Linked DNA regions of Homo sapiens: region 2 is linked to region 1. Evidence: chromatin contacts called from ENCODE Hi-C or POLR2A ChIA-PET data. All regions are on one chromosome and are shown on one strand. Each heading gives the region's core, a stretch centred on a gene start or an enhancer-like site at or near the end of the contact. The rest is flanking DNA. Distances are from core to core; before and after follow the strand shown.

The links. Hi-C counts contacts between places; a loop is a spot of excess contacts on that map. ChIA-PET counts read pairs that join two places held with the same protein, here RNA polymerase II (POLR2A). Pooled maps may share reads with other maps.
Region 2: a map of CD14-positive monocyte shows a loop between it and region 1 (3-fold over the local background). The contact joins two enhancer-like sites. A Hi-C loop is called at or near these places in 14 of 168 maps with a recorded cell type or tissue (B cell, CD14-positive monocyte, CD4-positive, alpha-beta T cell and 9 more), 12 of 37 single-sample maps with no recorded cell type and 17 of 50 pooled maps. POLR2A ChIA-PET finds 5 or more read pairs at or near these places in 15 of 52 experiments (A673, B cell, CD4-positive, alpha-beta T cell and 10 more).

Annotation. Positions count from the first base shown.
Region 1 is chr2:191,570,026-191,575,205 of GRCh38, forward strand. No RefSeq gene overlaps it. Among named protein-coding and RNA genes, the nearest start is that of NABP1, 110 kb to the right of the region's middle. Within about 2 kb of position 1,251, at least 4 of the 41 ENCODE cell types and tissues checked have a DNase peak (open chromatin) inside an H3K27ac peak, as active enhancers do; they include CD14-positive monocyte, where a contact is called at or near this core.
Region 2 is chr2:191,608,765-191,613,918 of GRCh38, forward strand. No RefSeq gene overlaps it. Among named protein-coding and RNA genes, the nearest start is that of NABP1, 67 kb to the right of the region's middle. Within about 2 kb of position 3,012, at least 3 of the 41 ENCODE cell types and tissues checked have a DNase peak (open chromatin) inside an H3K27ac peak, as active enhancers do; they include CD14-positive monocyte, where a contact is called at or near this core.

The DNA.
Region 1 (5,180 bases), core at 1-2,500:
GGAAATCTTTTTGGATATCCAGGAAGATGGATATCCAAACTTCCCCAAGATCCTAGTCTATTTCCTTCCTTCCTTCCTTCCTTCCCTTTCTTTTTTCTCTTTTCTTTTCTCTTTCTTTCTTCCTTTCTTCCCTTCTTTCTTTCTTTTCCTTCCTTCCTTCCTTCCTTTTTCTTTCTTTCTTTCTCTTTCTTTCTTTCTTTCTTTCTTTCTTTCTTTCTTTCTTTCTTTCTTTCTCTTTTTCTTTCTTTCTTTCTTTCCTTCCTTCCTTCCTTCCTTCCTTCCTTCCTTCCTTCCTTCCTTCCTTCCTTCCTTCCTTCCTTCTTTCTTTTCTTTTCTTTTTCTTTTCTTTCTTTTTCAACTTTATTGGGGTAAGTGATTTATAGTAAACGGCAGAGATTTAGTGTGTGGTTTCACAAGTTTTGACATATGTGCTTACCCAGGAAACCGCCACCTCAGTCAAGATAATGAACATTTCCTTCACCCCGAAAGTTTCATAGTTGCCCCCTTTGTAAGACCTCCTTCTTTTTGCCCCATCCCCAGTCTGCTTTCTGTGACTATAGATTACTCTGCGGTTTCTAGGATTTTATGAAAATGAAATCATCTTTTCTTGTCTGATTTCTTTCACCTAGCATAAATATTTTGAGATTCATGCATGTGGCTGCATGTATCAATAATTCATTCCTTTTTACTCCTGAGGATTAATCCACTGTATGGATCCATCACAGTTTGTTAATCCATTGAGGAATCATTCCTTCTGTTTTGTTTTATAAGATCACGAAGCGTTAGATGTGTAAGGGGCATTATAGGTCACTTAATCTAAGAAAATCATCAGTTATCTGTAGTTATCTACCTACAGATTAGGTAACTGAAGCCAGAACACTACTTAAGAATTTCCCTGGAAATTGTTTAAAATTGAGATTCATACCTATTCCTGCCGTTTGATTCTGATGGTGGAGTGAATCCTGGGATTCTGCAGTTTTAGCAACAGCCTCTGGTGATTCTAATCCAGATATATGGTCTACTATACTTAAAACACCGAATTATTTAAATATTGAGGTCGTAGAAGGTTAGGAGCAAAGGCTGGATTTAAATCCACAATTTTTGATTTCTAAGTTTAGGGCTCTTTCTACTACATTATGTCAACCCCAAATAACATCAGACACATGGAAGCCTGACGCTGTCTGCTAGCGTAAATCTCTTTGTTTTCTCATCAAAGAAATGCCACAGCTCGATTCCAGGCTACATTCTTGTGTTTCCAGAAGAGGGTACTGATAACAAATCCTTTCTTTAATGCACGTATTTCTTTCTCTTACTCTCTCTCCCCACCCCCTCTCTCCTCCCTTCTTTCTTCCTCTGCTTGTTTTTGTTTTGTTTTGTTTCGTTTTGGGTTTTTTGTGGGGTTTTTTTTCTGGTCATTAAAGTTGCAAATATGAAAAGCAACAAAGTGAGACCTGGGAAAATGAGTTTACTTCAATAAAAAGCCAAAGTCCCTGGAGAAATTTCTTGACATCATTACATTTTTAATACAAACTTGCCTGTAAGTGCTGTCACTTACTGGCTTCCAGTCACTAATTTTATGAGTCAGCACTTTCCCTCAGTGACTTCCTCAAAATTATAGGAATAGGAGGGGCTGGACAGAACATGCAGAAGTAAGAATGCTGAAAATTTAACCAGAGCTGAAGAAACGTTGACCTTTAGGAACAACAATGACCAAAAATGTCATCTAGTTATCTTACTCCCTATCTCTTTCCATTGGGTAGTTAGGGAGGAAGCCATAAGCCTAACTTGGTATATATATATATATATATTTTTTTTTTTTCCCTTAAGTTATTATAATTCCAGTGACCCTTGGGCTGCCTTCCTCCAAACTCTGAAAATTTGAACTCAGGCAGTGGGGCCTGAACCCTTACTTGATACCTGGTGTCTGAGAATGTTGTTTCTAAGCAAGGATATCAAGATCATGAAAAACCAAGCAGTAACATATCAAATGAAAGAAGAGACATGAGTCCAACTCAAGCTGCCAGAAAAATTTAATTCATCTTTGATAGTTTGGGCATTTTCCTAACAATATTTTTATGACAAATTGGGTAATTCAAATGTGCTGGCTACCTTTGAAGCCCTAGAATGAAAGTGAGCTTTTGCCTCATGAGATAAAATAAGACAAGGCTTTGAGAATTCAGTCGCCCCACCCTGGGTAGAATTGTGAGAAGGCACACTGTGTCCCTAGGACCCTCAGACTCACTTCTTTGAAACCTTTTCTTTCCCCACTCTTACCAGGTATGGGGGCTCCATTGCTCTCCTCATTGGATCCTTAGTGTGAGTGACACAGAGTCTTATTATCCTATGCTGTCTACGTTTGCATTTGAACATTAATTGTGGCAATGACAAGCTTTGTCTTTGAGTCACAAGGCTTGGAAATAAGACAGAAGATTGGTAATTAGAAGTTCTAATCTGTGTTCATCTACTTATCACTTGTGGGCCCTTAGGCGAGTCATTTAACCTTTATGAGTCTATTTTCTCATGTGTCAAATAGTAACGATGATAGTAATATGCACATTTGTGAGTGGCTATAGGGACTAGAGATTAGGTATATAAAGTACCTGGTCCATAAATGGTAGTTAAAGGCATGTCGGCCATGCGGGTGTCAGGCATGCAGATGATGGAAAATTTGGGACTTCTCCTATTGACAAGAGGACTTTTCTAGTACAACTGAAACTGGCTTATTAGAATGGAGAGTGGTAGCTGCCTACTCAATTAGGGTGGGCCTATGTGTTTTGCCCTAATGCCTCATGTCTACCTAATTTCTCTTTGTGTCCATTGTAATCATGGAGCCCGAATCTTTGGATCATTTATGAGAGTCATAAATCTAACTGGGTGAAAGTGGAATTGAGAAGAGACTCCAATGTATTTGTGAGACCAGGTACTTAAGGGTTGCTACATTTGAAACACAATTATAGAATACATACATATACAGAATGACAAATGATTTCCACAAGTTTGACAAGGAAACTAATCTTATTACTTTATGGTCACACTTCTGTGACAATGCAACTTAATTTTGCCAAAATGTATTTCTATGTTTATGCACATATACATGCTCCTCAATGGCCTATTTCTATACTCACCCAAATTGTATATAATCACAAAAAAACTGTCTTTTTTACAATACAGTTTATTTATTGCACTTCTTAAAGGCAGAAACATTCATTGTGATTTCTGTTCTCAGGTAATGAGAAGCTGTGATAGATATTAACAGAAGAAACTTTGAGTGGAAAGTTCTCCAGATTTTCTCACTGCCTCTCTCCAAATTTGATATGCTGTAATATTTTTAGTCTTATTATTATAGTGTCAGGGTGGAGATGAATCATATTGAGAGGAAGAGGTAAAGTGTTAGACTCTAAAAGTGTGTAAACAGCCATCAAGGGAAATTCTGAAGCATCCTAGTGCTTGGGGAAGGTTTAAGGAGTTTATTCTTGGCACCGTTGCCTATAATCCATAATTAGCAACCCATTGATATGGTATTTGTTAAATTCCTACATTGTAGGTTAAGACTATTGAAATTGCAGTACACCAGTGGGAAAACAGACTACAATATTCACACTGGCATAGATTTCAGTCTCTGGGAGTAGGTAGTTTGCCTGAAGCCAGATAGTTCTTAGGAATCAATAACCTCATTAGCCCCAGGAGACTGGATCTCTATACTTTGTAGAGTGGTACAGTTGCTGGAACATCTGCCAATGGGCACCTGCCTTAGTGGAAAGAGAATTATTTTTTTGTAGGCATTAAAGCTCAGAATAATTCAAAAACATTCCTCTAGGTACTGAACAACTATTTATCAATCTTACAGATGGAATTATTGCTGTCTCTGCCCGAAAGCCTTTGTTGACGTCTCCTTCCAATCAGTCAGCTCAGGGTTTAATCTGGTTAATCCCACAGAGCAATGGAGTTCTTTTTCTGCCATAGCTTTTCCTTAGTCCAAGGAGAAGGAAGAAATATTTAGATTCGTGAGAGGTCTGTGTTCTCCAGCACGCTGCTGCAGTATCAGAAATACACGGCAAAAATGAAGCAACTTGTTTTCCTTCTTCAAGGGGTAGATGAGAAATAGCTGCAGTTTTTCAAACTGTGGAAAATGTAACTATGTATGTTTCTGCTGCATGGTATAACTGACTGTCAGGTGTGGATCAGAAGCTAGTTGATGATGATAATGAAATATGTCATTATTTCCCCATTTCTAGAAGTGCTCAGTGTGAGCAGACAGTAGATCCAAAGCATAGAGTAATTAAGACCAGGCCCTAATAAAACTCAGATCCGAAGGTTGTCTTGGCTCTACCTATCAACTTCTTTTTCTATCAGTTAAAATATGTGTGGAATGTAATGATAATCTGAGTCATATTAGTGGCATGAAAGAGAGGAAAAAAGGATGGATTCAGCGATACTAAAAAGGTAGTCTCAGGAGGATTTGGTGACTGTGTTAGTTTCCTAGTGCTGTCACAACAAATTACTCCAAACATGGGGCCTAAAACAACAGACATTTATTCTTTCCTAGTTCTGGAGGCCAGAAGTCTGAAATCAAGGTGCCAGCAAAGCCATGCTCCTTTGAAGGACCTGGGTGAGAATCCTTCCTCACCTCTTCAGCTTCCTGTGAGCCTCTTAAGTCTTCCTTGGCTTATAGCTGAGTAACTCCAACCTTTGCCCCTGTCTTTCTTCACATGGCCTTCTCCTCCTTCTCTGTCTTCTTTCCATGTGAAATCTTCTTCTTTCTTTCTCTTATAAGGATGCTTGTCACTGGATTTAGGGACTATCCAGATAATCCAGGATGATCTCATCTCAAGATCCTTAACTCAAGGACCCTTTTCCCAAGTAAGGTTCTATTAACAAGTTTGGGATTAGGACATGGAGGGTACCACTTAACTCACCACAGTAACCACATGAACGTATTTGTTTGATTAAGGAGTTCTAATAGGGATGAATCCCAAATCTCTGGTCAGGACAGATGGTAAGATTGTGGTGGCAAATACCTAGAAGAGGAAACATTTGAGGAGACGCTGGTTTTCTCATTTAGTTTTAGACACTGAGTTTAAGGTGGGGGATAGAGGAAGCAGAAATTGACTTCACCATTTTGTCTCATGTTAACCCAGCTTTGAGATTTACAAGAATGCTGTCAATGTTTTTCAACTAGC
Region 2 (5,154 bases), core at 1,762-4,261, 40 kb after region 1:
TTGGCCTTGGCAATTGATCTACTTTGGTCCAAACAGAGGGAAGCAAAGATTGCTGTCTGATGTTGGCGGAAGACTTGATCTTGTTATTTCTCTAACCAATATGGAGCTGCTGCAGTCATTTTTCTACCACAAGGAAAGAAGTGTGACAAAAGCAGGAAGGCAGTGTCAAGAGCAAGGGAGCCACAGCACTGAGGACCCCATGAATCTCTGGAGCAGTTCAACCTGAGAATGGTCCACACTCTGAACTTTCTAGCGACGTAGTTTCATAAATTCTCTTAGGTTTAATCCAGTTTGCATAAAATCTTTTATTACTTGTATTTCTAAGACATAATATTAAAATCCAAGGCCTAGCATAGTTCTGAACTGTCTTGAAAGAGGCACACATGTGTATATGTATAATATGCTTAATTTTGTGTAAAGCCAATGTAGCAACATTATGAACATTTTTTTAAATAAAGAGAAAATGATCTATTAGCATATTACCCTAAAACATCAACTATTAGTAGGTTTTTGTATACCTTTCCAGTCCCCTCATCCCCACCATGTGCATTTATTTTTACATAGGTTGTTTCATTGCATACAAATAATTTTGTATGCTAGTCTTTTCACTTAAATGTATATTAAAGTTCTTTTCCACCATTGTTGTATAACATTTATAAGGATTATTGGAACAGCTACATAATATTTCAGCAATTGGCCATAGTATAGTTAGATAAAAATTTTTCCTAATTTTGGACATTTAGGTTACTTCCAGTTTTTTTATTTCATAGATAATAGTGCCATGCATGTATAAATATATGTGTGTGAAGGAAAATTGGAAGGGTATATATAAAAACTGATACGATTGGATGCTTTTGTTCAGCCTCTGTGAACTCTAGACCATAAGGTGATCAAACTCACAGAATGTCTTTGTTCTAGAGACCCACATACGTAACACTGGTATCCTTTATTGTGCTAGGTTAAAAAATGGTATAAACATCTTTATACCACTTTTTGGTATAAATATAATTTTTGTTAGATTAAATAATTCTTATTTGGAATAATATTTGGAATAATTGATTAAAATTGAGAATACTAACTTCTGAATGGAAGGATGTGGGACTTGCTAACATATTAGTAGTAAGTCAGAAGGAAATGCTTATTGGGATGAGTCAATAAAGAATATAGGCACAAATTATCTTGTGCTGGGATCCTCCAATGACATATGCTGCTCATGCAAATGTTTGGCCATTGTCCTCTAAGGAAGTTACACTGAAGGGGTCCAGCTCTATACTGTCCCTTGAGAGTCAGTTTGGTGTTCTGTATGGGTCAGATGGCCCTGTGGGCCTGGCCTGCTCACTGGCCTCCGAGAGTGCTCTGTCTCTGGTCCAGCATGCCCCAGTAACTTCACAGCTTGAACACTTTCCAGAGAACTCAAGATAGTAGTTCTCTTGCTCACCTGAGATTTGTATAGATTTTTATCTATTTGTTAGAAATAATTAAAAGGGGCTTAGATGTTGGTATTCAACAATAATGTCCAGGCAGTTCTCCAAGCCTATTTATTTTTCTCAGTCTTTTTTAGGAATTGGAAGACCAGTGGATCCTTGATTGGATGTTGAACTTTGTGGCCCTGCTAATCTTGATCTAGAGGTACAGGGCTGCAGCTGTAGATCTTGATACCTATTTCTCATCCCAGGTCTCTAGGTCTCAAACATGATTTCTTGACAGTGATATTAGCAGAAGCATTTAACCTGTGGCCACAGGGGCATTAACAGCAGAGTCAGTTTGTGCAGTGGATCTGATTTCCTAAATTAGGGAATTGTTCCTTGGTAGGGCGTAGGCTGGCTAGGGACAAAGCAGTTATGGGGAGTGGAACAACAGGGGTGTATATTAGTAGCTTTTGAGCAGAGAACAAAAAAATGGGCCTACATTTCAAAAGAAGCCTAGTAAGAAAGAATCTGCTCATAATAAAGTTGGTCAAGTAGAGGCTCACGAGAAAAGGCTATACCATCTCTTCAGAGACAGTGGGAGTATAGGTTGACCTATAAGTGAGAGGATCTGTAGCATCTGTTCCCAGGAAGTGGGGACAAGGATTGAGGACTGCCAGTGAAAATTAGACCTTGTAAAAGTGAAAATTAGACCTTGTAAAACAGACAAAATGCAATTCCTACTTGCATCTCTTCCATGATTGCTGCATAAATGAGCAACTTGTGCAATCACTTTAACTGAAATGACTAATTATTTAACATATATCTTTGGCTAAATCCCATTCAGAGAACACAGAGAAATAATGGCTTATTTTTTATTACAAATTTTAAAATGTTTAAATTTTCAACCAATGGTTTTAGTATTATCTTAGATACTGCCTTAGAGTCTGCTTTTATAGCACTTCTCTTCCAAAAAACTTCCAGTATAATGCCAAGAACATTTATCCTTCATAATTCAAACTTGGAGTTATGCCAAAGCCTGTTATAAATTTTATTTTGATACTTGATTCTGAATATGTAACGTAGACCAACATATCCTTATTCATTTTCAACAAATGCCAAACTTTCAAAGCAGCGTTATACAGGTGACTTCTTTAACAAGACTTTAGGGTCCTCAGGCTATCTCAGGTGCACAAAATGGAAACTCCCTGAGGGCAGGGCCAAGCCTGTAGTGTTCAGTGGCTTCTCCTCAAGCTTAATAAGCCCTATACTGGCTCAATGGATAATACATGCTAATGGATTTCTTCTTATAGCTATATTTACTGAAAAAAAAAAGGTTAAGGGGAAGTAGAATAATACATTTTATTGGATGAAGGAACTTGAATGAAGTTCCCATTTAGTGAAATATGTGCTTAGCACATAAACTAAGTATATAGCTGTTTAAAAAGAGACAAAAGCCAAAAAGTCTGTAGCATGTTTTCTCTTTTCAGTATTCCCCAGTCTACAGTTTATTATTCCATTTTCTTAATGGTTTTTCTCTGCCCTCTATAATTACCCTGAAGGACCATCACTAAAGGGCGAATCTGGTACTTCTGCTTTCAGAAGTAGCCCTTGTTACCTCATGGAGATGAAATTCTCTGGCTTTCAGTTCCCATTTGGTAATAGCCCCATGCACATCCACTCTGACAGGCGATTGGTTGCTTTTGGCAGCAGAGTGAAGTGTGTGCACAGGGATGGCGGATGGAGGAAACTCTGCAGAAGAATTCAGGAGTGAGGACAGCCTGGACTGGTTGGGAAGGGGCAGCTAAGAGAACAGGTGCCATGGATGCTGTTCAACAAGAATGGCAACTCGAAGAGCTGTGGATAACCCACAGGGAGGCTGACTGGCATGTCCACCTTCCCTATTTTCTGAGGTAGCCATTGCCCTCCCATATATTCTTGGAATCCTTATCCACATTGCTTGCCCAACAAACATTCAGTAAAGACAAATGGGAAAACTTGAGAATAATCCAGAATAGCTTGGTACATGGAGAAAAGCAGTCATAGTATACAGCAATTACTCAGAGAGCTAAGAGTCTGAGGTCTTCAATTTTATTTCTGGATAACAATTTACTTTAATGTAGAAATATACTTGGCATCTTTACTTTAATCAGTCCCCTGTGAAGTGGGCATAATTTCATTAATGTATGCCATACAGATGCTATTGTGAGGATTAATTAATGCTTTTAAAATGTGGACTTCAAATTAAAATTATTTCACCTTGAACCAAATAAAAGACCCTTAAAATTAACAGACACGTATATCTATACATGTTAACTACTAAGGAATTTCCTTTCTTTTTTCTCTGTTAGAACTGAAAAACCCCAAACAATAGGATGTGTTTAACTCCACCATGTAACTGTAGTTACTAATGGCAGAAACAATGCTCACATAAGTGCTGGAAGACTTAGCAATTCCTTGAAGAATCTGATTCATAAGGGAAAAGTGCTCTTCAGCTATTTTAAGCACTTAGGTGCATGTTCTCTGAGTGAGTCTACTGTCATAGCAACTGATTTACCGCAGAAAAGCAGGGAAATGTCTTAAGTCAGAGGTGCTTTTCCTTACCCTTTATTTGGGAATCTTTTCCTTGACTTTTAGAATTAAACTTTGTGACTCAGACAACTATCATGAAAAATTTCATTCAATGAATAACAATTCTGTGGCAGTTAAAAAATTTCTAAAGTGCCAGGTTTAATAGATGTTCAGATGTTACGGTTTAGCACCTAAGGTCCTGAAAGCATGCCAGAATACCAGATAGTGTGACATTCATGTGACAGTGAATGAGAAAATGAACCTGTGGGTTTGTATAAATATATACAGAAAATTCAGATTGAGAGAATCCAGACCAGTCTGAAATTTAAGGTTCATCTGGATTACCCTAGTTTTTTTTTTTTTGAGACGGAGTCTCGCTCTGTCCCCCAGGCTGGAGTGCAATGGTGCTATCTCAGCTCACTGCAACCTCCACCTCCCGGGTTCAGGCAATTCTCCTGCCTCAGCCTCCTGAGTAGCTGGGATGACGGGCACCCGCCACCACACCTGGCTAATTTTTTGTATTTTTAGTAGAGACGGGGTTTCACCGTGTTATCTAGGATGGGATCACCCTAATTTTAATCACCTTATGGTTAATTTGATCCCACACAGAATTACAAACTACATATTCCAAAAAAGTCAATCAAATAACCAATAGCCTGAAAAAAGGTATCCCACATTTAGAAACTGTCTGAGGGGAAAAAAATTAATCCTTTGGGGTAGATGTTTTAGTGGCTCCCCATCAATAAACAATGAAACAATTGGTGAGGCAGGAGATACTGTGTAATGACTTTTGTGTGATGATAAATTTCTAAAAGGGGTTTCATTTCCTCTATAACACTTGAATTTATTTTATACACAAAGGTTTTGTATAAAACGGCCATAGACATTCACCAAATCAAAGTGTTAAACTTGGGCAAACATATTAACTTTTAAAAAAAGAGAAGCATAAGGAAAGAAAATACATACCTGAAATCACTTATCCAAAACCCTCAGGGTCCAGAAGTGTTTTGTAATGTAAGGCTTTTTGAATCTTGGAGTGATAATGAGATAAATTATATCAAATCATACATAAGATACCCTGTGGGGTGTGGGGCAGCACCCTGTAATGAAACAAATTGATATTGCTTCAGTGAAATGTGTGAACATTCACAATGATTGTGATCAATGGAGATTAAAA